Regions from separate parts of the Homo sapiens genome. Here regions 1, 2, 3, 4, 5 and 7 are each linked to region 6. The links are chromatin loops, found by intact Hi-C in ENCODE. Cell type or tissue: mammary epithelial cell. All regions are shown on one strand.

Region 1 (4,000 bases), 540 kb before region 6:
CTCTTCTTAATTGTGCACGGGAGAGAAGTCCACTTACTAAAAATAATTCACAATTTTAAACAAATAAAATTATCAATGACTGCCCATTCTTGCATTGGGCCTTTATTCTCTTCCATGTCAACATGCTTCTGATGAAAACGAGTTCTGCTACATCTTAGTGGAGTCATGAGGTTTGAGAATTATTCACTAAAAACAAATCTCTAGGAAGTTAACATATTTTAAGTTAAAAAGTATAATATATTAGAAATTATGCCTCTATGAATCTAACAGTTTTACAATTGGAATTTAGAGACAGGAGATAAGTATTAAACTAAATTTTGAGCATATTTTTCTTCTATTACATTCCCTATATAAATATGTATAAAAGCATACATTTCTATAAGCTGTCTTATCAATTATTTTCCTATTTTGCATAACACTTGTTGTCACTGAGACTTTAAATAGAAAATATATAATGCAAAGTTTAAGTAGTCCTCAGAAAGAAAATGCCTTGCTTCACAGTCTGAGGAAAGAATTTAGGTTTTCAATCTGTAGATTGTGAAATTTAAAAACTACTTAAACACTTTACTGAAGAAAAGACTCCCTTTTAATAAAAAAGTCACCACATCAAGAAAAATTAGCAATCTTAAACATGCGATCTTTTATGAGTCTCTTTTGAAAAATATACAACTTGCCAAAAAAAATTACAAAGATGATTGTCTATGTTTAAACAAAGCAGTAAAGGCCATTCAACCTCCCATTCACACATAAATGCATTTTCTTTTCAAAGGATATTTACCCTTTAAGGGGACATTTTTAACCTTGTGACACCATAAAATTCCATGCATGCAAAGTTATTTGTTTTTATTTTTCTGACATTCATTCTTGACCAGATATTTTCCATGGGCTTTCTCATGTTACTCAACTAGAGGCATAATTTTAATAGTTTATTTTAATACCTTGATTAATAGGAGCAATCTGTTTAAAAATAGTATTAGTGTTGGCATTTCGTAATGAATTGCAGAAGCTGAGCAGACATGCTCTTTTGTGCCTTTTTCAATTTCCTTTGAAAATGTGTTGAACTCCTCAGTATTTGTTCAAACCTACCAAGTTTTAACATGAACTAAGCATTAAATGGATTTGGAATCTGAGAAGGGTGTTCGCCTACAATGTAGCGATATGGGGAGAAAAGGTTTGGGTTGAGACCGGCGACTTTCAGAATTATAAGTGCTGGCAAGTAAGAACCACAGCCCGGCAATTTTGGAGGCCCCCAGCATAGCCACTGCTGCTAACCAACCAATTTTAAAAGACCAAAGACTAGGTTTTCTCCCAAAGTGACAGTAGTTGCAAATTTGCCATCTAACTCACAGTGGCACTAGCCCAATCGAGGCAATTTCCTGAGAACTTATGATAATATGTCCCTGTTACACAAGACCTAAAAGATTTTTAATGGCCTGTTCCTACAAAACTAAAATAAAAATGGCTGGCCTGTACAATAAAATATTTCACTGGAAATGAAACATAAACAAATGCACTAGTACTCCATTTTGAAAAGAACTTTGTAAACTTATTGTTTAAAATTATGAAATATGTTCAAATTTACAACAATAAAACTCTAGGAAAAACAGTGATGCAAATGTTTAACATGAGATTCATACAATTTGCTTTACCCTATCTTGTAAATAGCTAGACCGATAGCATCTAAATACCAAGGATGAAAAAGAAAAGGTATATGTGTGTTTTTTGTGGGGGTGGTGGGGGGCGATGTACATCCTAGAACAAGGACATCTCAGAGGCTTTGGAAATCTGAAAGAATGCATTCACTCTTCAACAATCCAATGACAATTAATATTTGTGAAATATAGTCTTGAAAGCAATTTTGTTCATTGTTTTTGTGAAACTGACAGAATAACTTATTCTAAGTCATGTTCTAAGTGGCACTTATAAAAAACACTGAGACGTGGCACTGTTTGTGACATATTGAGGGTCAATTGTGTGAAGAACCAAGGCAACAAACCCATCAAAAAGCAGTAAATGGAGGTCTTTGTCTTTAAGTTATGAAGAATGTGTATGTATTTGATCCTGCCAGCCAGCAGTCCTGCAGCTTTCTGGGCATAAGACAGATGGCAGTGCAACCAAGCTAGAATTCAGACCTTCCTTCTTTCCCTCTGGGTCTAACTCCTATTATCCACTTGTAAATTAACCTGTCAATTTATCAATCAACACCATCTTGATTCTCCCGTTCCACAGCCCAGCCTTGCAGTGAATTTGCCTCGTAAATAACTGGGAGCCCCGTGTTTGTTAGTATTGTGAATGAGTTTATTATCACTTTGATGGCTGCTATGAATCACAAATGCTGCTGAGAGGCTGATAAGAAAAAAGTACATGCACACATTAACAGGGTTGAAACTATTTTAGAGATAAAAGATGGAGTAACTGTGATAGCAAATCATTTAAATTGAAAAAAATGACTAAAAATTGTGTGTGTGTGTGTGTGTGTGTGTGTGTGTGTGTGTGTGTGTGTTGGACAACCCCCTACTTATAGTCAAAGAGAGAGAGAAATGAATCAACTTTCTTGTGTACTGTTCAAAAAAAGTATCTGCAAGACGACATTAGTAGGCAGTAATAGCTCTTGGGTCTTGCAGGATAACTGTTTTATTTAATAGTTTAGGTTCAAACTTCAGGAAACACCCCGCTCTGTTCTAACAGACCAGTTGGCCAGGTTTACGTGTAGGTGTTGCATGGGAACTTGAAAAAGAAGGGAAAAAAATCCAAATTGTATACTTTATTAGAATAATATACGAAAGTATAGCAATATCTATTAAGTTAAATGAGGCAGTTTGATAAGCTTAACACATTAATAAACAATTAACATTAAAGTGCTAATTAAATTCTTTCCCCTGTGTCAGTGAAATAGTTATGTATTTGACATGTAAAATTAAATTTAAGTGATTTTTAAGTTAGAAATTCTTCAACAAATGCTGCACATATGAAAAATTTACCTTTAATTACAAAATTATATGTTGTCTTCAGTTTCCAATGTCAGATTTTTCTCAGCATGATTATTCTTTTACATTTTAAAATATCATATGAATACAAATCAGCGTTTTTAAAGAATACATAGCATTACATTCTGAGGATTAGGACCCATGCTATTAACTCAGAATTACTTTGAAGGATTACTTTAAATATACTATATTTAGGACTACTTTAAAACTATATGTTTAATCAGGTACGTATTTTTCATTTAAAGCAACGTTCACAGTTTGTAGTGAGTAAATATAAAAATAAGACTTAACTTTTCAGGTTCTGGCACATATGTTTTTCTTTAAAAATTGCATTCTATATTCCATTAACTGGGTATTTCATTTTTAATCACAATTGAGATATTTCTTTCAATATTTTCAACTTAATGTACGTAAGTCTTTTGTTGGAAAAGTGTCTGTAAATGAATCCTAAATACAAGCAATCACATTATTTATTAAAGAAAATAGAAAGTTACATGTAATATACTTATGATGTCTTTTCAATATGCAAAATATATATCATTTGTAGGTGATTTTAAAACAAAAAAAAATTCCTGATAGTGTTATTTAAGCAGATCATCATGAAAAATATTGCAAGGCATGACATACGGTTAAAGTTCTCAAACTTGTAAGTCAGAAATAAACTATTAGTTGTCACATGGGAAATACTTTGGCACAATTAAGACACTGCATTAAAAGGGAATATTCCCTGAACATTATTATACCCAATATGTCAACAGTAGAAATGTGATAAAAAATGAAACTATTTGTTAGAATGCAATTTAGAAAACCTGATAGGTTGTCCATTTTATTCAGTTTATAATTAAGATAGTGTTTAAATCTGAAATGAATTCTATATATGCATGTTCAATAGACTATAGCACAACAATAAGAATGGAATCACATCTCATTTTATCGTAAATTGTGTAATAAGCGATAAGGTAAAAACTAGGGCTAAAATCCTTCCAGCAAAAATGAAACAGAGCGACCTCAAT
Region 2 (4,000 bases), 230 kb before region 6:
TATGCTTTTCAGGGGCTGACTCCTGTCTTTTGCAGAGTTGTTTTGGGGGAACTGGTGGGAAGGTGGAGAAGTTCAAAGGGTGGAGGCTAGCTCAGCAGCAGAGGCCCCCGGCCTGATGCTGAAATTCTGGGGGCGAGCTGACACACTTGCCCCGCAAAGCCAGATTGTTCATGCTCAGATAAAAACCCTGGGCTGGGATCACAAAGCTGGTTCATAATGGAACACGCAGTCTCTCTAGCTCTGTTGAATATTCCTCTCATGGGTAGGTAGATGAAACTGGCAAGACCAAGATGCAAAGAAAGGACCATCTTCAATAGTAACCTGTTTTTATGACCCTTTAATAAACTTCTCGTGGTCTCTTTTTAAAATGTCAAAAAGTTTCCCATGAAGAATGTGAAGGCAATACTCACGTTCTCTTTCAAAAATTACACACAGCAGAAAATGTGGGGTTCCAGAAAAGTACCAAAATGTTTCGGTGAGGAGCATAAAATGATTCAACATAATCCCATTGTCAGGAATTGCCACGTAAGTCCCAGTGTATCCCTCAATCCGATAAAGGCCTGGAACTAACCAAATGGAAGGCTAGACCTATGATTCCAACCCCACAGATACTTAGCAATTTGGCTCTCAACTAAGCTAATATAAAGGCTCACAGCAGCTCATTATTAAGTTAATTATCCTTTGAAACCCAAGAAACAAGAAACATAGACCCTACTGGATATTTAAGGACTTGGCAATGAAATTTGCAGTCCAAATGCAATTGTCTATAAAATAATGAGATATATTATATGTGAATGTGTAAAGACAACGTTGTATTATATATTATAAAATTGCATTGACCGATACAACATGGAGACTGGGGGTCCTAGTTTTAAGTAATTTTCTTAGGAGGGAAATATGTTGTTACAAAGCATTCCAGTGCCAGGACCAGTGTCTATGGTGAAAAATTGTTCATTTTTACATTTGCACCATAGACATTGAGGCTGGCACTGGAGTGCTGCATCCACCCCCATCTTCCAAAGAAATATGTCTCCTCCTGCATGTTTAAAGAGCGTGATCTCCTGGCAAAGTGTGAAAACCCCATGAGTTTTGTAAAAATGAACCGTAACCTCTACTGTTAGTGCCAACTTCTTAGCTACTTAGTGTATTTCTGTTTTTCTTTGTTAGACCATCCAATTCAAGAGAAAGGGATAAGATCTTATATTGGTGGACCTGTGAATTACATGGGAGACAGTTCAAAGGTAATTATCTTGAAGAAATTTGCTGACCAGAATATCTGCCTGAGCTCAAAATGCTTACAGATGTTAGAAACACATTCCTTAAGATTGACAAATTTTAATTGGAGTAGTTTTGGGGTCTGGGTCTTGCCCAAGCAAGAACTTACTTTGTACATGTCTCTCAAGAAGCAAACATTTTCAGATGTTTAGAAATGATTACATCCTGTACTTCAAATAGACATTTTTTTGTTACACATTTATTTTTTTCTCCCTCTATACACTCGTTTAAATTTCTTAATAGCACTCAAAGCTGGAAAGCAAAATACTGATGCTTACAGTATCGTGAAAAGCCTAGAGCCAACTCCACTCACATCTTCTTGAATTACTTTTCCAATTCTAAGACTCTAAGCATCCAGTTCTCCTTTATCTGTTCTTGTTATAAAAAGTGGCAGGAGGCAGAGTGGCAGAATGACCCACAAGATGGCACCTGTCACCAGGGGATTTTTCCTGCATTCTGTAGGCCAAATTTTGTTTGAACTCACTGTGGCCTCTGTCATATCCTCAATTTCCCTCCACTCTTGGCCCTACCTCTTAATCCCCTTGGTGCAGGCTGAGGCTGTTTACCCGGCTCCTGAAACCTTTTCCTTTGAGAAGCCAAAGTCAAACTTTAATTTGAAATCTGGGCTCAGAATGAAGCAGCAGAAACCGTGACCAGGTATTGGATATTGGGGTGCCATAGCAGCCTTCTTGTGCTTAGAGCCAGTGATGGAAAAGATTGCTTTTTTAAGACTGATTTTCCCTGTGGCATTACCCCCGACCCTAGGCCTCAAGATAAGGAAGCTGATTGCAACACTAATGAAACTATAGGATTTTGGTTTCTTTTAAGGCAAATGCATGACAAATGGATGAAATAAAAGCGTCTTGAAATGAGCCTGCTGCTTTTAACCATGGCTGGAATTAGGCATATATCTATGCATATTACATCCAAGTTCTTCATTTGCAAAGGAGTCAAAAATCTAATACAGGAAAAGGATAATGCTTTTGAAGAAACAACAGGTTTTTAATAAATAACTTTTCTCACACAACACAAGTACACAAATAATTTTATGATGTGTTTGGCAAATTAGAAATAGTTTCTGTTTCTCCAGCCACTAAAACTGTGTGATTTGGAGGAATCTGAATATCCAGGGATTCGTTCAGCAAGTGATTAGATGTCAGTGTATTAAGTCAGTCAGTGTGTGCGAAAGACTCTGTAACTGTGTTGGCCAAAGGTTAGTTTTATTATCAGAACCATGAGACGTCTTTAAATGTTAAAACCATTAACTTATTAACACAAGGATGAGGAGGAATATTACTTTATCAATATCTTTGAAATAAACTCAATTCGAATAACAGAATTTTTGTTTCATATTAATTAAATAGACTATTCGAAATAATTAAAAGCCAGGCTGGAAAAGGGGGCACAGTGCAGGCAGGAGCTGGTGGGGAGGCCACTCGTTCACACTGGAGCAGTGGCTGCATCTTATTCTGGTGGTGTCCAGGGAAACTGACAACTTCTCTGCACCAGCAGCCTGACACCTCTGCCTCTTTCGGTACCCCTGCCTCGCCAAGGCAGAGAAGGCGATAGAGGAAGTCTGCCACTGGCAGGGCACAGTGACCCATTGTGTGACAAGCCCCCGCCTCTTCCCTCAGCCCCTCAGGCGGGCAGGGGCTGTGGCTGTCCACAGTCCCACTGAGTTCTCTCTGCGTTTCAGCAATGGCGCCAAAAAGGGTCTTGAAGCATTGTAATTAAACTCATCTACAGCTGCTGTAATGAAACACATCGGAGAAACGCATTGCATGTCAAGGACAGCTAACGTTTGTGCTTCTTTCATAATCTTTTTTTTAATCATTGTCGTTTTCTGTGTTTCCTGTGTGAATACCATTACTTCTGCTTCTTTTAACTACCTTCCTGCTCACTTGGGAGTCATTTTTAAGGTCAGCCAGTATACATTAATCCTGCCTCCAGTAAAAATTTACTCCTCACGATAGAAAAGACAGGCCTATACAATAACACATGAAAAAGTCATTCATTATTTATTTTTAAAAAGCAAAAGGAATAGGCTGCCTTTTTGCCCATTACACAAGTGCTATATGAACACTGCAGAGTGTGTGTGTATGTGTGTGTGTTTATTACAGAAATACTATCCCCTATATCTCATTGCTTTTCTCATTATTTTAGGCTTTCCCCAAAAGAGGAATAAACAATAACATTTTCACAGCACTCAAATGGAATACCATTGATATCTTTCCTTTAAATTTGTCACCCATTTGCTTCTAGTGTTTGATGCTCTGCCTCTCCCGACAGATAAGTCATGTCTTTTTTTCCCTGAGAGACTGAACCACGCAAAGAAAGGGAGGGGCCGTAGCAGGAAAAGGAGCAAGAAGGAGAAGCTGAGATCTTTACTGTATGTGCATTTATCTGTCTCTAAGTAGGACTTGAATATAATTCGGTGAGACACTCCTCTCCCTTTTGAGCTGGGCACAAAAACAAGCTCATGAAATCAAACAAGAGGGCAAGAGCTTATCTTCCCCCAACAAATTTATCAAGAGAGAGTTTGTGGTGGGCTTATGAAACTGTCATGGAGGGACAAGGTAGAGATCAAATGTACTGTTGAGTAAGGAAACGAAGCACAAACTTTGCCCAGAGCTTGGGGACAATGATGCTCAAAGATTAACCCACCCTCTCAATTAACACCTCACATGAAAATCCCTGCAAGGTCATGGGATCTGTGCTTCGGTGC
Region 3 (4,000 bases), 1.4 Mb before region 6:
CAGTTAGGTCCAGACTGCCAGTCCCAGCGCCTTAGAGACCTCTGGAAATCAGGCGAGGAGACCAGCCGTCTGAGAGAGCTCCACTCTCTGGCTGCCCCTGCCAGAGTGCCCAAATAAGGTATTTTTTGAAATCAGCCTTCATTAGTGCCTGTTTCTCTTATTTCTGGTTCCCATCTATTTTATAACTTTGTTATAAAAATGTGCTGTTCCAGGCCCTAACATTTAGCCAGAGGTTGGAAGTCTTAGCTGGTTCTTATGACATGTATCAGAAGAGGATTGTTTTACTTGTTAGGTGACTTTTGGGTTTTCCTACATCAATGGACTTTTTAAACCATTGAATTTTGTTTTTAGTATTTAAAAACTCATTTATTTTAACGAAATATTGAAATTTTGGTGAATGTTCAATTTGTCTTTTTTTCCTAGTGGGAGAGATATTGACCCCTTTCTCAATGAGCTGTTCTGGATTAAGCAAAAGCTGTCAATATTGGTCCAATTTTCAGGAGTTAAAAATGAGTTATTTGATCCCAGTACATACAGGGTTTTATTAAAACTAAATAACTCTGACCTAAACATCTTCATTCTGGGTTGTGCCAAGGAACAGAAAACGTGGACTGTATACCGGAGCTGTGTCAGTCTGTGCCAGTCCCAGGATGCGCTGAGACAGGCTCAGGGACATGGTGTCACCTGCTTGATGCCTTCACGGCAAAGGGTGGAGCCAGCAGCAGACAGAGGTCCTGGCTCAGCTCAGTGGCTCCAAAAGTTGCTGCAGAGCTTGGGCGGAAGACGCAGGCTCTTTCTCTTCTCTTCTGCTTCCACCTTCTCTTTGATTCAGAATGTGGCTTCCTCCTCAATAGGAAGAATGTCTCTTAGGAGAAGATCTGAAGCCAAGATGGGGGCAGTGGGAAGGGACATTTTGCAAGAGGATTCCTAATTGTCCAAAAGCACTGAGACTCCTGCTAAGATGATGTCCTCTGGGAGCTGAGGGTCCTGCTGGAGGAGAGGATCTCCTTTGCCTACGTGAAGAGCAGAAAGGGCAGAAGATGAGCTTCAGTTGCAAATGACAATTGATTGAATGATTGTATTATTAGAACTGATACTTGTTTCGTGGTTATTTATGTCATAGATTTAATTTGTATCATATATTTGTACTAATTATTTTTATTGATGATAATCATAGGAAGAGCTGTCACATCAAGGTTTTGTCATGTGCTAGGCACTGCACAAAGCACTTGAATGACATCCTTGAAACTTTTCCCATACTGATCATACTGGAGGATGTCCAGAGAAATACAGAAAAGTGGTTTGGAGGGGAGTAGCTGATGGTAAGTTAAATAAATAATAATAAAATTAGCCAGACGTGGTGGTGCATGCCTGTGGTCTCAGCCACTTCGGAGGCTGAGGTGGGAAGATTGCTTGGACCTGAGAGGTCAAGGCTTCAGTGAGCTGTGATCCTGCCACTGCACTCCACCCTGAGCAACAGAGTGAGACTCTGTCTGAAAAATAAATAACTACACAAATAATATTGATCAATAACAGATACAAGACCACTATGAAATTGGAAAAGATAGCAGAATTAGGATACAAATGTATGACAGGCTGGAACCATGAACCATCACCAATAAGAATATATCTTAGATCACTGAATGAATGTATGGATATTTTCTTAGTTTCAAAAATACAACTGCATATGTCTATTAGGGGAGCATAGCTTAGCAGCCAGTAGCACAGATAGAAAGATCTAGGAGATTTCCTGAGTGCAAGTTATTACATGGTGTGTATAGCTGCCAAAATATTGACTGTGACCTTTGGTTGCATTGACAAAGGTAGAGCATGCAAAGGGAGGTGCTCTATCTATTCTGCGGAGTATTTTCTTTCAGATGCAGCATTTAATGAGAAAAGTATGTGAAAGAGTTTGTTCAGAGGACAGCTATCTGGCTTTTGATGGGACTTCAAACCACATCAGATGTGGAGCTAATAAAGAAAGGTAGGCTGCTTAGATTGAAGAAGGGACTGAGCGAATGAGAGGGAGAGAGAAACAGAAACAGAGAGAGAGAGAGAGAGAGAGAGAGACAGTGTGTGTGTGTGTGTGTGTGTGTGTGTGTGTTGGGTGGGTGGGTGGGAAGAGATAGGAAGGGCTTGAGCATTGCCCTCCGAATTCTGAAGAGTTTAAGAGAAAATCAGCATCCTCTTTATACCAGTGGAGGCCAAGGCAAAGCCCAGGAGGTGGTATTTACAGGTAGATCGAGTTCGGTTCAGATTAGGGAAGTATTTTCAAACATTTGGAACAACTGCCAGAGTAATGAGTTGTTCCAGTAGAGCTTTCAAAGTGTTTTCTTTTGAAAATTCCTTAATTTTATAAATTTAAACCTGTACCTTTAAATCATAATATTTGAGCAATGGTCAGTAGATGGCGGTAGGATACCATAGATTTTACCAGTGGCAGCTGGACTTTCACCCTTCAATATGCTGGAAGTAGATGATTTTTTTCTAATTATTATTGGAAGGTGTATCCTAATCTATTGTTCAGAGAGAAATTGCTGATTTGAAAAACAGGAAATAATACTTCCTAATTAAATAGACGATAATGAGTAACAAATACTTTTATGTTGCCTGAATGCTACCATGCTGTTTCTTTATTGGCCTCTAGAAATTTGTGGTAGGAAGTGTGTGTGTGTGTGTGTGTGTGTGTGTGTGTGTGTGTGTGTGTAAATGAAAGGTCTGGTTTGTTTTAAATAATTCCAAAATGTGATATACTAATTTTGTGTAAAATTTTAAAAATACATGACTGAATTGAATAGAAAATATTTCTATGAAGCATTGCATTGAAAAATCTTATTTTCTTCTTTATACTAGCACCTTTTTGTACTTAGACATTATGAATTTTAAAATAAAAGTGTGCATTCTTCATAAATGCGCTGAATTAATTATTTTTTCCTAGTAGTTTGTAAAATAAAGTTTGTTCAGGAATGGTCAGCTTGGGAGATTTTTATCTGTGTGAGATTTTTCTCTCCCTTTGAATTTTTTGGGGAATTTTGTAATAGAGGAAGGGCCTGTATTTTTAGACACACAAGCCTTAATAAATATTCTTTAAAAGTGGATGTATGTCCAAAACATGTGGAAAATAAAACATGTTGATGTTTAATTTGGAAAGAGGAAGATAATGCTGATGCCACCCCTTCCCCACTTTTTTTTGTTTTTCAGAAAGTGTAGCATGATATTCTTGTGTGTTAGGTTCTTAAGTATCTAGCATAGCAACACCTTTTTCCCATCTAACTCTGAGCAGCGTATTTAGGCTGGCTGCCTGTCTAAAAAGTTGTTTGTGGAGAGCAGTTAGTCACAAAAGCACATGTGGGTCCCTTATTCCTCTTCAATTCTAAGCAGTGAATATACCCCGGGCTTCCAGGGAGACAAATTGTTTTAATTTGCTAACATTTTGGGACTCTCCAGGACTGTGAGAAGCTAATTTCCAAGTTTTGGGACACCCCTGATAGAAGCTTAGGCAGACATTTTCTAAGATTATCTCTGAGACAAAAAAAACAGGCAAAATATCAATTTCTGCACGAGTCTCATGCAAACCATACAGTCCATTCAAGCACGTTCTTTTTCCCATTCATTTTCTCTCCCTCTTTCTCTCTCTTTCTCGCTCTCGTTTTTATTTCAATTGATGGGATCCATGAACAGAGTTGTACTCCCCTATGGAGTGAATGGAAGCTGGGAGATCAACGCCCTATCACAGAAAGGCTGTGTGACCCTCGCCAGGTCCCTGGGCTTTCTGAATCTCTGCTTAGTCATCAACAAATTTGCTCTTCTGCTGATGGAAATTTGGCCAAGAATTATGAAACGAATGTCTGAAAATTTTTCTTGTTACTCCCATAACAAAAAGCTCTATGTAAAAAGAAAGTAACGTGCTGGTATCTAGAACTATCAAAGAATTTCTTCTTTAGCTAGTAAAATAATCATAACTAATGGTCATCTATGAATTTTCCCTACAAAATCTTTA
Region 4 (4,000 bases), 1.9 Mb before region 6:
TGTCTGTAGGGATGTCCCACTCTCTGCTTCTACGGCACCCAGGTGCATCAGTTGCCAGAAGGCCAGCTTCCCCAGCCCCTGCTGGCTTCATGGGCATTTGACCTCTGCAGTCACACAGGGACTCATGTTCAGAAGAGCCCTGTGCATGGTTGAATCCTCTGCCATTGCCATCTTTAAATACTCCATGATTTTATCTTTACACTTGTGATGAAGTCCAATGGGACAATACAGCATGCACCTGAGCAGAGGAGATACGCGTGGTATGTGTGTTTGCTGCCATTCCTTGCCTCATGAGCACAGAATTCTGGTGCTCCCATGATGGTGGGAGTTCAGAAAGACTCAAAGTGAGAACAAGATTACTCAAAGTGAGTACAAGTGTTACATCTTTGATTAAGTATGGGCCTGATGGGCCATGCTTTCCATTCAAACTAGAATTTGACTCAAAATGGAAAGAAGGATATGATGTTCTAAGGACATCATCAGCCAAGGAAGCCTAGCATATTCTTTTTCATTCCTGTTGTTTCTCTGTGTTAGTCAACCACTTATGCCAGTAGTTATGACATAGGAGGAAAGGGAACTAGCCTTTCTTTTCGTTCTTTTCTTTTTGAGATAGGGTCTTGGTCTGTCACCAGGGCTGGTGTGCAGTGGCACGATCTCAGCTCACTGCAACCTCTGCTTCCTGGGCTCAAGCAATCCTGCCACCTCAGTTTCCCAAGTAGCTGGGACTACAGGGGCATGCCAGCACACCCAGAAACTTTTTTTTTGTATTATTTGTAAAGATGGGATTTCACCATATTGCCCATGCTGGTCTCCAACTCCTGGGCTCAAGTGATCCATCTGCCTTGGCTTCCCAAAGTGCTAGGATTACAGGCGTGAGTCACTGCACCTGGCCTTCAGTCCTGTCTTAATCCTCAGTAACTCGAAGGCAGAGGGTGCTGGTAGAATGTATGCATATCCAGAAATGAAATAAAACCAGCAAAGCTAGTTTTTGTGCAGCATTTCCAGTAAGGGATTGGTTGAAAGGCCAGGGCGATTGTGCCATTGTGTGCCTCTGAATGCAATCATCTGTACTGGTTAAACCTCACCGCCCCCAAACCTATTTATGTATAAGTTAGGAAATACAAATTCTATAATTTCTGTGATTCTGCATGTGAGCTACATGCTTTGAGCTAAATGCTTCCATTAGTATTGTAAGATGGCAAGGCACAGGAATGGTAAGATTCGTGCTATCAATTTACGTTTAATTTTTCCAAACCTAGCAGCTATTAAATAGCAAATAATAACACTGCAAGTCAAAAGAGAGACAGCAGGAGAAAGGAAAAGTCCTTATATTTTAGTACCTTTCCTGGCACCTTCTTTCCTGCTTTTTGGAAAAGGGGCCCAGCATTTTCACTTTGCACTGGGCCCTGTGCATTCTGTAACTGGCTCTGGCCAGCTCAACTGGTGCCCAGCAAACACTGTCTCCTGCTCACTGCACTCCAAGTCCCAACTAGGGCCAACAGTGGCAAGAATGAGCTGTCACTGTGAACTCGGCCCTGGTCCCAAAGAGTTTCTGCTGTGATTCCCATCATTTTTATTTTCAAGGAATTAAGGCAAAAACTTCAGGCTCTGTTTGGGGTCAATGTTGGGCCCATTCTCCTTAAGAGGGAATAATAAGTTATTTAATTGTCTATAGGCCAGAGAGCATCATAAGGCACATACATTTTTAAAAATAAAATTTCACATAACCCCAATATATAACAAAAAGAGGAAAAAAAGAGCCAACATAGATATTCTCTGAAATGTGTAAACCCTTTGGAAATTTCCATGACAGAAGGTTTAGAACAGTCTCTAACGGTGATTTGCACACAACAAAAAGTCACATCTGTATCTGATTACCTTATGGAGATTTCCCAGGGACTTTTCCCCAAAGGTGTGTTACAGCTCGTGCTTTCAATAGTAAGGATAGATAAAAGATAGACTGGATTAAGAAAATGTGGCACATATACACCATGAAATACTATGCAGCCATAAAAAATGATGAGTTCACGTCCTTTGTAGGGACATGGATGAAATTGGAAATCATCATTCTCAGTAAACTATCGCAAGAACAAAAAACCAAACACCGCATATTCTCACTCATAGGTGGGAATTGAACAATGAGATCACATGGACACAGGAAGGGGAACATCACACTCTGGGGACTGTTGTGGGGTGGGGGGAGGGATAGCATTGGGAGATATGCCTAATGCTAGATGACGAGTTAGTGGGTGCAGCGCACCAGCATGACACATGTATACATATGTAACTAACCTGCACAATGTGCACACGTACCCTAAAACTTAAAGTATAATAAAAAAAAAAAGAAAAAAAAAGATGTTAACTTTGGATGCTATCCTTAAAAAAAAAAAAAAAAAAAAAAAAAAAAAAAAAAATCCTTGTCTTTTAACACTAGAGGTCACTCTGCAACCGCAAATGCGAAATAAGCACCCTGGGGCTCCAGAAGGTCAGTACAGCTAATCTGTAGAAATTGCTGAACCATGAGCCAAATTTGTACCTAATTACGGGTTGCTTTGATGCAGCCCCGCTCCTATTAAAAGTTTCTCTCTTTCCTGCAGAATTGTGGATGTTGTGACTTATATGTTTCTACTGAGCCCTAATATTTCTCAGCTAAGCAGGGGCATTGCAGGCGCTGTAACCAAGAACACACATCTCTCTACATTCCAGGTTTTTGATGTTCATTATCCAGATGGAAAAGAGCATCTGCCGCTTGGGTATCAAATGGTGATAACTTGGTCTTTATTTCTTTATGAGACTGAGGTCGAGACAGATTTAACACAGCCCTGCATGTGGGCGTGCAAAGACTGCAGGCACAGCACGTTGTGCAGAAACGATTGACAAATATTTTCAGAGTTTCTCTGTCCTGTTTTTGGAGATACATAAAACTGACTCTGCATCCAGTGTATGGAAATAGGGTTATTTGCATCTATTGGGGATTGGAACCCGCAAATGGTTTCTTAATCGAAAATTAAAATCCTTGTGCAGCCTCCCTAGAAGACTTCAATTTCCTTTGGCTAGTTACCCTTTCGGAGTAATTAATGTTATTTCTGATTTGGATTCCTGAGAGTTTGGATATCTGTCTATGCAGTAATTTCACATATAATTGCATGCGAAAATGTGTGTTTTATTTCTTTACTGGCTCCTAATCTGTGGTATTTCTGTCTGTGATGGATGGGAGTTATGAGGGTCTTCACGGTCTCTTCGTTTAGGGAGAGTGGAATTCCTGAGCTGGGCAGGCAGAAAAGACCTGAATATCAAACAATGAAAAATAACGGGAATAGTGGGAGGTTGTCACTCTCTGCAATATCTTCCTGAGGCATGGATGGGAATTTTGCAACAGAGGCAGGTGATACACAGGAAATGCAAAGCTCTCTTCTTTGGAGGGCGGGCTCGGCTCCCATGCTAGAAGTGCCTTGACACTGGCAGCCTCAGCTGGGGTGGAGGGCAGTCTCCTTGCTGTTCCGCTTAGCCCCCAGCACTTGCAGCAGATGAAGAGCTGGTGTGGATAAAGTGGAGCTGCTGTGCTGCTCCTGGGTCCAATTCCTCACATGCGGGGGTGGCCACATTTAGGAAGAGTTTAGCCCTGGACCAGCCAGACCCCTTCCTCTCTGGATTATAGCACAATCGCGCAATCACCCTGACCTCCTCTGTGTTGGATTTTCTGTTGTATTTTGCTTAGATTTAGAGCACTCAGGGTGGTAGAGATCATGACTCTCTGTAAGGAGATAACAAAAATACGCTATGGTCACTTATCTCGGCACCTGGCCCGTCCAACCATCGATTTCCCATCTCGATTCACAAGGTGCTGAATGGAGCCGATCAATTTAACAGCACCGATGGGACTCAAATATTCCCATAATCTATATTATCAGTGGACTTCCTTCCTGATGTCCTCATCTGACCTGGTCACCGTGGCTTCTTGATCGGAGAAATTAAAGCAGGGATTGGGAGGTCTTTATAA
Region 5 (4,000 bases), 110 kb before region 6:
CTTTGGGAAACGCTGATACTGTAAAACATCATCCTTTAGCATTGGTGTCCAGCAAGTGAAAAGTGGTAGATTTTACAGAATCCAAAGTTTTTCTTTGTCAATATTAACTCCCTTATCAATAAATAATATAAACATGCATTTTCTTTCTTCATGGCATACCAATATGTGCATATAAAAGATGTCTAAGCATTTTCTCACTTGCAGTATTTTTAGTGCTATATTTACTCTTCCACAGCCATAGCAGCATTGAAACCTATAATTACCTGCCACTACCCTGTTTCTATTGCCATTTCAGTCATCTCTCTATATTGGGATTTCTTGTTACCCAATTTTTATGAAGCCATCACAGTTTATCAGTCAGTTTTACATTGCTTTAAAAGAACTCCCCCTTCTAAACTGTATTACAAGTTCATGTGGATCTATACACATTACACATAGTTTATTAAAGTTAACTTGAATTTTAGAATTTCATAGCACTCTTGTGATGAATAAAGAAGACAATTCAGGGTATCATGAAGCCGGAGTCTCTGAACTGGAAATTATAGGTGTTTAAGGCATTTAAGAAATGTGGCAATTTCCAAAAATACGCTTCTATAAAGATGCTGAGTAGAAGAATACGTGGACGCACTTCTTATGTTCGGCAACCCTTTGAACCATCATGCCCCCTTTTTTTCCCTTTAGTCTTTACTACAATCTCATTTCTGCTGAGTCTCCATATAACTTAAGGAAAACCCTCTTCTGCACCAGCACTGCGAGAGGATTCAGAGATTCTTGGCAGCCAAAATAGAAAGCCAGTCCTACAGTGAGTAAATTGGCCTGTGTGTGTGTTAGTTGCTTACGCTGCTGGATGAAATCGGCCCCCCAGGACACTAAGAGCCTTCCAGAAATCATGTCTTGCACCTCGCAATGGAATCCCAGAAAACCAAAAGCATCTTACTCAGGTATGAGACTGCAGGATCAGCCCAATGAGGTTTCAGAAGCAAGAGAAACCTCCTCCCTACTTTGCTGTTGGAAAAGTACTTGCACATATCAATCCTAAACAGCGCCCACATAAAAGCAAGGGAGTGTCTCTTGGATTGGCCAAGGGAAATATTAAATCAAGACGGTTTCATACTTTGGGTTAGCCGTTTGCTATTACTCTTCAGTACAATGAAACAAAGAAACGTGGATGGGGCACTGTAACGGAGTGTGAGTGCGTACCCTGGGAATGCAAGCTTTCTTTTCTGCTATAATTGCATTTACTGGTGCTGTTCCATTCAGCATAAATGTGGCTACTAGCATTCATCTAAAAGATGCCCTAAGGCTTAAACCTTCCCCAAGTGTTGAGTAAGAATGATGGAAATGTGGTTGGGGAATTTAAAACCCACTCAAACGTCATTAATTAGAAATTCCCTGATGAAATTAAACCTTTGTATTTTGGTGGGATCATTTCTCGACATTGCGAGTGATTCTTTTTTTTAATTGCTGAGTCGTACTCAGGACTCAGTGTACCCAACTTCTGAGAAAACTTGCCAAATTCGCAATTTTTGTCCAAACGTTTGAAATTAATGAGTACGTTAAACGACTTTAAGGAATTTCATATTCAAGTGACTTCAGTGTATTTAGCTCCAAGGCCTGAGGCAAGACTTCCAACCGCTGAATTTGATGCCATCACTGAATACACTTACCAGGAAAATGACTGGAAGCGTGCACCATCAGCGCTCACGGATGTCACAGACATGCATGATCTGAAAGCAGAGCAGAGCAGGGGGCCGCTGTGCCTAGAAAAGAATATGAATTATTTTAGCTAATTTTAATTATGTTTTAGCATCCGTAAATTTCAAACACTAGAGGGAGATCATAGAGACTGGAAGGTTCCATTTTCCTTACCAAAGAGGGCAGCAGCAACCCATTCGTCTCATAAATTCCATCATAATTGTACAAGAAATTGATCCCTATAATCAGTTTTCAGTCCAAAGCATATTTCCACCACCATCTCCATAGTAAGTTGCAGTTTGAGTTGTCTCCTACATCTTAATACGTAATTATATTAATACTAGGTAGAGGCATCCAGTGCTAGTTATTAGTGGATACTGTTCATTGAATGAATAATATATGGAAGTAACTGTGCTAAGCATTTTATCCACCACGTCTTACATAATCTTCACCATAACTCTCCACCGTGGATATTATTACTCTCCCACCTAGCAGATGAGGACTGAGACTTAGGAAAGCTGAATAACTCTCTTAGTTCACAAACCTAGTAAGTGAAAAAGCTGGAAAGTCCAATTCAGGTCCATATGACTTACAAGTGCAAAATTATGTCCCCAATAAATAATAAATGGAAGGCCAAGATTATAGCAAAGACTCACTCAGCAACTCCTGACACAATTTGCTCAGAAGTAGGCTTACCACATTGCATTTTCCCACTGATTCCTTTTCAATTGAATTTTTTAATTTGAGTCTACAAATGTAGATTAATGCATTATAGAATAGTATAAACTACTCATTTGAATATTATTGAATTGAGGTGTCCCAAGGAAGTTAGTGGAGCTAAGATTACAGAAAGATATTCATCTGATTGCCCAGCCAATAAACTACAGCTACTGATGACAAAAAAATAGTCTAATATGTTGAGTATTGACACACACACACAACATTCAGAATGTACTTACCAAAATGAATATTTTCTAATAGCATTAAACTTTCCAGCCAGTTTAAATCTTCTTCCAAATGGTTTCATAAGGATACTTAGCTTGGAGATCACCGCCTACATTAGAGACCCTGGTGATGGATCTAGAAATTTTTAAGACTTAGTTATCAACCATTATCAATGCAAATAGCACAATGGTGTAATCAATGATGCAACTCTCTGGGAGCCAGGAGAAGTGGGTCCCAGTCTTTGGTGGCTGACCTTAAGCAAACCATTTAGCTTCTTGGGGCTTTAGAAAATTGTGTGATTTTATTATTCAGGTAGATGTTTCTTTAAGAAACAATTTAAATAGCGTTTTTTAAAAGTAATTGATCATTCAGTAAATTAAAAACTACAATTCAGTAATCAGAAAAAAAGGTTTTTCTGTATCTACCTCTGACACTATGGCCTAAGAATAAGGATTGCTATCTTTATTGCTATTTTTATTAGATAACTAATTTTAAAAGCAAGCAAATTTCAAGTGTTAGGTTGTTGTACATGGGTGTTCAAGTTTGCATAATATATAAAAACCTTGGATGTAACTCTTATCACAAAAACTATTCATTTTATTTAACAAAAGTAAATAGATTTGTTGTACCTATGTAACATCCCAGACCCATGTAAGTGATTATTAACAACTGGATTCCTAGCTCTTAAAAAAAAAAGAAAAAGAATCCTGCGTGTTCTTTCCAGAGAAGAACAATGATTAAAAAGAATATTTTTCCTTCAGTATAAAGAGGATATTTCTACAAGTGAAAAATTAAGGTCAGTAAAAACAAGTGAGGAGCTTGAGCTGTGTATCTTCAGGCCACACAACTGAGGCAGAAGTTTCCCGCTTGCTTTGACAGTGGTTTATTCTCTGACCCAAAGAGCCTGAGGTAAGATTCAAAGGCTGATGGGTTCATCTGCAAGTCCTGCTGGTGAAATTGGGTAGCTGTGGCTGCCCAGCTGCTGAGACAAAGCTAAAATGGGAATGAAGTCTTAGAATGTCCACTCTTTTGGCCACTTAATGGAGCTAAAATGAAAGAAATGAAACAAAAGCAGCCACACGTTAATTTTACAGGTCTTTTTGTCTTCCGAATTAAATGTTTGTACTTTTTACAATTTTACAACTGGCATATTTTAAATTTTCATTAATTCTATGGCTTGAATGTCCCCCTCCAAAATTCATGTTGAAATTAAATTGCCATCATGACAGTATTAAGAGGTGGGATCTTTAAAAGGTGATTAGGTCTTGGGGGCTCTACCCTCATGAATGGATTAATACTGTTATCAGTTGAGTTGTTTACTTACAGAGGGAGTGGGCTCCTGATAAAAAGATAAGCACAG
Region 6 (4,000 bases):
TTCTCCCCTCCCCACAAGAACTTCAGACACCTGCTCTATCCTGCCTTCAGCCCCCAGGCCCCTAGGACCGCAGGACCCCTCCTTCCTGGGTTTCCCTCACAGAAGAGAGTCATTTAATGTTATAGATAACTCAGCCCCAGCTCAACCCACCCACCCCTGGAGAAATTTAGTCTCCTCATCTTCCTCACCCTGCTGCCACCATTTCTAAAGGTTTAGTAGAGTCAGGGCGTCATGCAGGCCCTGGGCTTTCCCCAACCGGATGGAAGAAGGAAGTAGACGCCCTCAACCAGCTGGGGAGCTGGGCTGGGCGCCGATCTATATTTCGGGGTTCAGCCCCATGGGTGGCAGCCTCTCTGAATTCCTAACTGTGCTAAGGGTTGGGGTCACCTGCCCAGATACGTTGCATAGCCCAAACCCATGACAAAAGTCTGAGTGGAAATGGAGCCCTCCTTCCCCCACACACGAAAATGTCGCCTTTTGGCAGTGCGGCCCCCAATCCTTCATGTCACCTGAGGGTCACACTGCAGGCGCAGGGCTTCACTGGGTCCTGCCTCCTGGGAGGTGCTCGCAGACCAACTCCAGGGTCGACAGCCGGCAAAGCAAATGCTGGCGGTTAGGTGCTCAAATAACATTCTTCATTCCTCTTTTTCAAAGTTGATTTATAGCAATCGACAGGTTAAAGCCTCATCTGACTTCATTACTTTTAAAAGCTGTCTATTTCACAACTGTCACTTTTCATCACTTAGCTCAAATAAATACTTGAAGAAATGAATTGGAAGAGACTTTCAGATCATGTTTATAATTCTTGGTCGCCGCGTTAACATTCCTAATGACCTGACCCTCTGAGTTTCTGCAGACTTCTAAATTGGGCCGAAAATTCCTCCTTATATACTAGAAAACTTCAAGGAAGGTGAGGTGGCCGGAAATGCGACTCAAGGGAGAAGTGCAGCGGCTGCATGTGGAAGGCAGGGTGTTGTCGCAGCAAAGCATCCCAGCAGCTGCGAGGGCCCAGGCCCGAGACCCAGGGCCACAGAGAGGGGGACAGCTCACGGGTCAGGGGATTCACATGGAACCAGCTGCTGACAGGAGGGCCCCAGCCTAGCAGCCGCGCCGCCCGCCCGCGTTCCTCGGGTCCCGCCGACCAGGCTGCAAAACCACGAGAAAATTCATGCCAGAAGGAAACGCTGTTCATTGGGACTATTACTATTATTCTATCACTGTTTCAAAAATGATTTTAAAGGGCCCCTACGACCGCAGATGAGGAGTGGCAGAGTGAGAGCCATTTTCTCCCAGTCATCTTCGACTCAGAGCTTGTGAGACACCCAGAAAGAGCAGAAGCATGGAAACGAAATCGTACGCACTGAAGTCCGTTCAATAAATTGAAATAGTTTCTCCAATTTTGCTACCATTTGCCCAAGCCTTCTAGTATTACCAGCCGGTGGTAATACTTTCACTTTCTCTCTCTCTCTCCCTCTCTCTTTCAAGCTCTCTCTCTCTCTCTCTCTCTCACACACACACACACACACACACACACACACACAACCAGTTCTAAGAAATAGGAGGAAAAATACAGAAAAAAAAAAGCGAAAGGAGAGGTAAGAAAAAAAAACTACAGAAAATAAAAGGAAAAGGAAGGGAAGAAAAAGGAAATGAGAGAAAAGAAGAAAGCAAAGGAAAACCCAAAAACTATATATCTTTTCTTTTTTAGTTTGGGGGACAACGATAGAACACATATTTTCCTTATTTTTTTCTTTGAAAAAGAACAACAAGAACAACAAAAAACCCTAAGCTGCGTCTCTGAGCTTGTGGTGGATTGGGCGCTTGCTCGGTGTGCCTGGGCCGAGGCTGACTCCAGCGCGCCGCTCGCCGTGCCTGGGGACCTGCAGCCCCAGCCTCCGCCCCGCCCGGGAATTTCGAAGATTTCCCCCGAGCGGCGGCGCGCGGAGTGTGCTCCGGAACTCGCCATCACAGCGCTCCCCGCCGCCGCCAGCCTTCCCCAGTCGTGGCCTCAGGCCTTCGCCCACCCTGCGGACCGCTCCGCCTAGGTGGGTCTGAGCGCTCCCGATTTTCCGCTCAGAGGCTTTAGGAACCCCGAGTTAACATTGCTCGGTGGCCGCTGCCTCGCTGCGTGGACGCGGCGGCGGATGCGCTCGGTGGCGAAAACCCGGGCGCGCTGCCGTACCTTGGAGCGCCACCTCGCTGCAGAAACTGGAATGACGCCGCCAAGCCTCCCAGCCTGCGGCAGCCTAATTGTACGTCACCCGGACTTTTTCCGTAATCGAAACCCTCAGAGAAGCCGCAACGCACAGGTCTTCTGACGGGTTAAAAACCATTATCTGTGACCGACAGATCCCACAGTGGCTGCATTGGGATGAAGGGAAAATAACAGAAGAAGGAGAAAAATATATAGGCACAATTTCACCAAGTCTAAAGTAGTCACTCAAGCTGGGGAGCTGCTTTCCTAGAAAGGAGAAGATAAATGAGACGTGGTCTTTAGGAAGCCACTAGTTCGGGCCCCGTGTATTTCCGGCCATTCAGCTGCGGCCAGTGCAGATGTCTCCCATGAGGTGGTGCCTATAAAGTCATCCCTTCCCAATTATGATTTCCACCAAAATTCATTTATTCTGGTCAGTCCAGCATTAGAGGGGTTCTGCAGTGCCAGTCTCCAGCCTACTGGGACACTGTACCCACAGCTTTTGGCTTTGCTGACTAAATAACCACAAAATATAGCCCCCAACACGTACACCTGTCCGCCGGTGAAAGTAGCAACTGGCAAGAATTGCAAATTACACAGCCTCTCTTTCCAAGGTGCAACTGGGCATTTGACACTATTTTATCCAGTTGATAACTTAACAGGTTTGCCGCAATCTTATATCCACACGACCATAAAATATACAGAAAATTTAACCCACTTATATGGTGAGCCTTTGCTTCAATGTGTCTTCAAAGTGCACCATCCCAGAGATGGGTGTTATAAGTTAAAACAAATGTTACATGCCAAACATGGTTTTAAAAATACAGCATCTCTGTCATGGTCCAGTGAGGATTTGTGTGGTTTCTTTGTTTTGAAGGGAGGTACAGAACCTTTATTTAATGTAGTTTTTATTACAAAGTTCAAATCCTTTTTTTTAAAAGGAGCTCTGTGGATCCTACAAATAATGGGAGCTGAACTGGGGACTATAGGGTGGAGATAGAGTTTATCTGGTGTTGTATAAGCCCCTGTATTTCCCTGCCTGAGCAATCCCAACATAGAGATCGCTTCTTGAAACTCCGCAGTCCCCTGAGTTAGCGGGGTGAGCCCCCAAAGGGCAGGCAGGGGATAGCGTGAGTGCCCCTTCTCCCTGTAACCAGGGCTCCTCCTTGCTGATTAGGAGCTCTCAGATCTTGCTCAGAAATTACACGGCTGCGCCAGGAAAATAGCCAGGTTGGCTTTCTGGCTGGTTTGTCTCTTCTCCATCAGGCTAGGAAAGATTCCTGTGAGACCACACAGGAGAAAGGCCCCAATTTCCTAGCAGGACTTCAGTGAGCATCCCTAGTAACTGCCAGCTAAGGAGGGGTGGCCCGGGCCCTGGGGGTCTTGAGGCCTAGGCATGGGGGTGGGGGTGAGAGTTGGTGCTAACATGGGGAGAAGGCAGCTGATGAGAGATAATGGGAGCTCAGAGGGAATTCCCAAGAGGGTCCTGGGGCCCACTGAGGGCCAGCAGTGAGGAACTAGGACAAAAACCGAGGAGAGGAAGGCATAGGAAATGATAGGTGTGAACCTGCACGCCTACAGTTTGGAAAAGGAGTTCTAAACTGGAAAAGGTTTTGTGTGTCTCTCTCTTTCTGTCTCTCTCTCTCTTCCCCCCCTCCACCCCCTTCTTCTCTCCCTTCATTTCTCTCTTCTCCACCCCTTCCTCTTCTCACATTCAGGTTTTCTGGGGTTTTTTTCGCCCAATAATGCCTGGAGATGAAAAATGATTTTTGTTGCTATTACACTTCCTACCGCAAGATGCAGTGC
Region 7 (4,000 bases), 65 kb before region 6:
AGATGAGAGCCCTGACAGAATCAACGAAGAATAACTAAGTATTCATTCGTGAGAAGCCTTCATGAGAGGCTGGATGGCAGACACTAAACGTGAGTTTTAACTGGTAAAGGATGCACTGTATGCGGAATGTGAAGAAAAAAGGAGAGGGTCGGAGGGAAACAAGCCTGGGATTTGTTTGTTTGCTTTGGTTTTGGTTTAATTTGGTTTTTGCCAGGCCCTGTTCTCCTGTTTTTCTCCTCCATTGTCCATTTTAAAATACTAAGTAAATAAATAAATAATTTTAAAAGGAGCAGTAACCTATAATTCCAATGAATGCTCCCCCAAATAAATTATAACAACTACAGGGTGGTCTAGAGTGCTCAACTAACGTTCATCTTCTTTTAACATGTAATCATCTACAGGGAGAGGAGATGTCATAAAACCTTATGCACTCCCCTGCTTGGGGTTTTGTGCCTCTTTGTCAATATAGTGATTAATTTCACAAACTTCACAAATTTTTCGAAGGATTTTATGTTATGATAACACACCTTTTGGGACAATGATTTTTACTGAAAATGCATTTATAAGAGGTGACTTTTACACTGTTTAGAGGATGGATTCAAGTGTGTTGAACATGTTCTATCCGAGGTACTGTTTTAAATTCTATCAAACAGTTAGCCATTTTATATAATGCTCAAATGAAAATTGAACGTGAAGTTCAACTTATGTTTTTATTTTTAAATAGCTGATATGAATTGATTTCTTTTTAATTGAAAGTTATGTGATTTGATGATTCAACCTCAATAACAAAAACAATGTCACTTTGCAACCATTTGATTTATTTCATGTTTTGTCACCCTGCCATTATTAAATTAGTTCACCTTTTAATAAAAATAATTTCTGATGTTGAGAAAATACAGGTAAGTAGAGAAAAGCTTCATTAAGATCATCAGTATTAAAACTAAATCCTTTTTTCTCATTAAAGGAGATACAGTCAATTTAATTAATGCACACTAATCTCTAGTTGACATTAAATTCATCTAAAAATCTACACTCATATAAATTATTAATACCAAGGCATAAAAAATGTTTAAAATGATTAATATATAGATGAAACACATTTCTAGAGGTTCAAGTGATTATATTTTAAAATGTTCTATAGATGAACTAATCATTTGACACAACTTCTTCAGTTTATCAAACACTTTTGATTTAAGGGGAAAAAAAGACCGGAAAAGTATCTTTCCTAAGGAAAAAAAAAAAACAGAAAATTTTACTAAATTTAAAATTTTAAATGTTGATTTAGAGTTGATATTTCTCTCTAAATTAACTTAAAATCATCATAGTGTGAAAGTCGAAACCCAAATTATCTTTACACTTACATCATTTAAATTCTTATTTTTGAAAGAAGGCTGTATTTTGTGTAACCTTCAGATGTTTTCTTCTTTACTTTTTCTAGAAAAGGAGAATTATTATAAACCAATAAAGAATTCACCCCCAGCATTTAAAAAAAATGATTCTGGATTGTAAAGCTGTTTTGTTTTAAAATATCTTTCTGTATGAACTTATTTTAACTGGACTTTTAAAACATTCTGACCTCTAATTGTAAGTATATTCCAAGTGGCATAGTTTGTATTCTGGTTTTATCAATCTGTTTTCAGGCTATAGGTCACTTTACAAAGAATGTCACCATGTATTTTAACACTAATTTCAAATAAAGATCTCATCCCAAGTCCAGGCCAATCAGGCTTATAAAAGTTTAACTTCGATTCATGAGCTCTTTTATATAGGGCTCAAATCTTCCACCAGGGCAAGACAAGCCACACAAAATAACTGTCTTTTCAATGTACATTGACTTAAAGAACTTACCTTTCATATTAAGTAACAACAACAAGAAGTAAACTTGTATTTTATCCAGCTTTTCAATTTCATGATAAGCTCTAGAGCTAATTAATTTAATAGACTACAAGATGCCAATTTTCTTTATTTACCCTTTTTGTCTTGATAAACATTAGTGTGCTTGAATGGACACCTCTATTTTCCTTGGAGTTTTAAAGCTTCCTTTCATGTGTGTGAAAAATGGCTAAATATGTCAGGGTTTATCAAACAGAGCCTTGCTTTTTTGGCTGGTCCCTTTCGCCTTATCTAGCAAACACATTACCCTCTCCATCAAAATGTGGCAGAGCAAACACTGCAGTGGGCCCGCACACATAACTAGAGCTACCTTTAAACAGCCTCTAGACTCTTTAAACCCAGCTAGAAAGCTGATTAGGTCCCAGATCTTTGGGCGTTATCTTATTTTCGATAGCCATGCTATGAAAAGGCAATGAAGAAAAGCTGTCTAATAGCGAGGCACGTTAAAGTGTCTGCTTGCTTAAGTGCCGTGTTTAAAAGGAAGAAAAAAGAGAACTGTGTAAACTAGTTTAACTATTTGCTAAACCTCAAAAGGAACAATGTTTTAAAAAATTTTATATGTGACTTAAAGGAAAACCATATTTTCTTAAATCTCAGCCTTCACATACAGAAACCAACATATCACCATGGTTTATTTTCCTGTCCAAAAATATTCTAATATATTTGTTTAGGGTCTTTTGCGCAAGTTTGAAGAGATTATCAGCCCAAATATGAGAAAGTCAAAGATTTATTTCAGGCCCATGGAGCAACCATGAAAAGACACAATAGGAAGTTATGTGTATTTCACTAAAGTTACCTTTACCTTTATTTGAAAGGATGAATTAAGAGTAAGAAAACAGCTACTACTGAAGCTGAGTTTAAACAGCTAAAATTCACTTTGTATATGAAATAGAGCAAGACAGATGACATTTAGGAAACATCTAAACCTCACACAAACACCACCTTCTTAGAACACAAATTTTTGGTATGCGCACCAAGTAGAAACAGACTGTCTTACAACACTGAACATGTTGAAAGGGAAACATGTGAGTAGGATGTGGAATGCCGATGTAGAGAGGAGGGGGTGTGGTTCCAAGTGGCAAAGTTAGCATGAACACGTGTCCGAAAACACCGGCTCCCATCCGGACTTGTTTGTGTGAGTTAGTTTGGGGAGTTACATAAAATGAAAACTATGCATGCCTGAGGTTCTGTGATCTAATGTAACAAAATTGAGTCATATTTTATATCCATGAAGGGTGACCTGGAGAGAAAGGGAGGGTGCTGTTAGCTGCCTTTCCAACACCCCGGTTTCACTTCAGCTGTGGTCTCAAGTTACTATCTAAAGAGCCAGAGCAGCTCAAAACCAGAGAGAAAGATACCCCATAGTTGAGGTAATGTGATACCCAGTCGAAACTGGTTTTGTCTTCATTACAAAAGCCAACGTGAGGGGTGGGGATCAAACCCTGAAAGATTTTATTATTTCATTCCATTAATTTTTACATCAAGATCCTAGTTTAAATCAATATTCTAACATATTATCAGGACATATGTCTTTCCATTCAAAATAAATTTAAACTTGGACAACCTAATAAAAGACAGTGCCTGGCACATATAAAACACACATCCTAAAACTCAGAGGATGTTAAAAGATATGCTACAAAGGAATTAGGTACTTAGCATAAAGCAAAAATGAAGAAAGAGCATGCTGACATCCTTACCAAATAAAGTGACTGGATGGCAAGTCACACTGTGGTTTCTCTTTAGGGTCTCTTGGTAGCTTTTTCTTGTGATTTGGTGTATAGACATTTTCACGGCATTCTCACCACTCCTCAGAGCCGCATTTTAGCTTGGCATTTGCGTAGAAGGCTATGTGGTTTATCCGAGGCTCAGGGAGCCAGGAAGAAAGAGAGTGATCACTTTGCCCCTTTGGGGCAATTTTGTAATTCTGATGCTTCAGCTTAGTGCAGATTTGAGCAAATCTGCAGATATTTGAACAAGGTCTTAATAGAAACACTTCAAATTTCAAGTTTACATTTTGAAGTCTGGTCACAACATTCTACATGATCAGAACAAAAACACTGTTGTTGATAATAACATTAGCAAGACATTAATTCCTACTGTAGGCCAT

Evidence for each region. A loop is a pair of places that touch in the nucleus more often than their neighbours do. Peaks named below come from ENCODE experiments on the same cell type or tissue, not always from the same donor. Only the 100,000 strongest peaks of a DNase experiment are listed, where the experiment ranks them.
Region 1: it touches region 6 in a loop (25-fold over the local background); 36 of 110 quality-filtered maps call a loop at or near these places.
Region 2: a loop joins it to region 6, with 13 times the contacts of the local background. A loop is called at or near these places in 46 of 110 quality-filtered maps.
Region 3: a loop joins it to region 6, with 30 times the contacts of the local background. A loop is called at or near these places in 32 of 110 quality-filtered maps.
Region 4: it touches region 6 in a loop (11-fold over the local background); 4 of 110 quality-filtered maps call a loop at or near these places.
Region 5: it touches region 6 in a loop (8-fold over the local background); 8 of 110 quality-filtered maps call a loop at or near these places.
Region 7: a loop joins it to region 6, with 2.6 times the contacts of the local background. A loop is called at or near these places in 21 of 110 quality-filtered maps.

What each region holds. Positions count from the first base shown.
Region 1 is chr15:96,891,605-96,895,604 of GRCh38, reverse strand. No RefSeq gene overlaps it. Among named protein-coding and RNA genes, the nearest start is that of SPATA8, 110 kb to the right of the region's middle. In mammary epithelial cell, a CTCF peak has its summit at 2,102; no DNase peak of the experiment used is centred here.
Region 2 is chr15:96,581,573-96,585,572 of GRCh38, reverse strand. No RefSeq gene overlaps it. Among named protein-coding and RNA genes, the nearest start is that of SPATA8-AS1, 200 kb to the left of the region's middle. RefSeq lists an enhancer at 1-749. In mammary epithelial cell, a CTCF peak has its summit at 1,689 (motif pointing right); no DNase peak of the experiment used is centred here; H3K27me3 peaks cover 160 bases.
Region 3 is chr15:97,753,727-97,757,726 of GRCh38, reverse strand. The region is part of intron 1 of LINC00923 (long intergenic non-protein coding RNA 923); the gene reads left to right. Among named protein-coding and RNA genes, the nearest start is that of LINC00923, 120 kb to the left of the region's middle. In mammary epithelial cell, a CTCF peak has its summit at 2,413 (motif pointing right); no DNase peak of the experiment used is centred here.
Region 4 is chr15:98,293,797-98,297,796 of GRCh38, reverse strand. No RefSeq gene overlaps it. Among named protein-coding and RNA genes, the nearest start is that of LINC02351, 130 kb to the left of the region's middle. In mammary epithelial cell, a CTCF peak has its summit at 2,471 (motif pointing right); no DNase peak of the experiment used is centred here.
Region 5 is chr15:96,460,845-96,464,844 of GRCh38, reverse strand. No RefSeq gene overlaps it. Among named protein-coding and RNA genes, the nearest start is that of SCDAL, 120 kb to the right of the region's middle. In mammary epithelial cell, a CTCF peak has its summit at 1,831 (motif pointing right); no DNase peak of the experiment used is centred here.
Region 6 is chr15:96,355,234-96,359,233 of GRCh38, reverse strand. The region is part of intron 3 of LOC101927263 (a long non-coding RNA gene); the gene reads right to left. Among named protein-coding and RNA genes, the nearest start is that of SCDAL, 14 kb to the right of the region's middle. RefSeq lists an enhancer at 1-760. In mammary epithelial cell, CTCF peaks have their summits at 2,223 and 3,995; DNase peaks (open chromatin) are centred at 1,933 and 2,203; H3K4me3 peaks cover 1,269 bases; H3K27ac peaks cover 945 bases; H3K27me3 peaks cover 584 bases.
Region 7 is chr15:96,420,502-96,424,501 of GRCh38, reverse strand. No RefSeq gene overlaps it. Among named protein-coding and RNA genes, the nearest start is that of SCDAL, 80 kb to the right of the region's middle. In mammary epithelial cell, no CTCF peak of the experiment used is centred here; no DNase peak of the experiment used is centred here; H3K27me3 peaks cover 751 bases.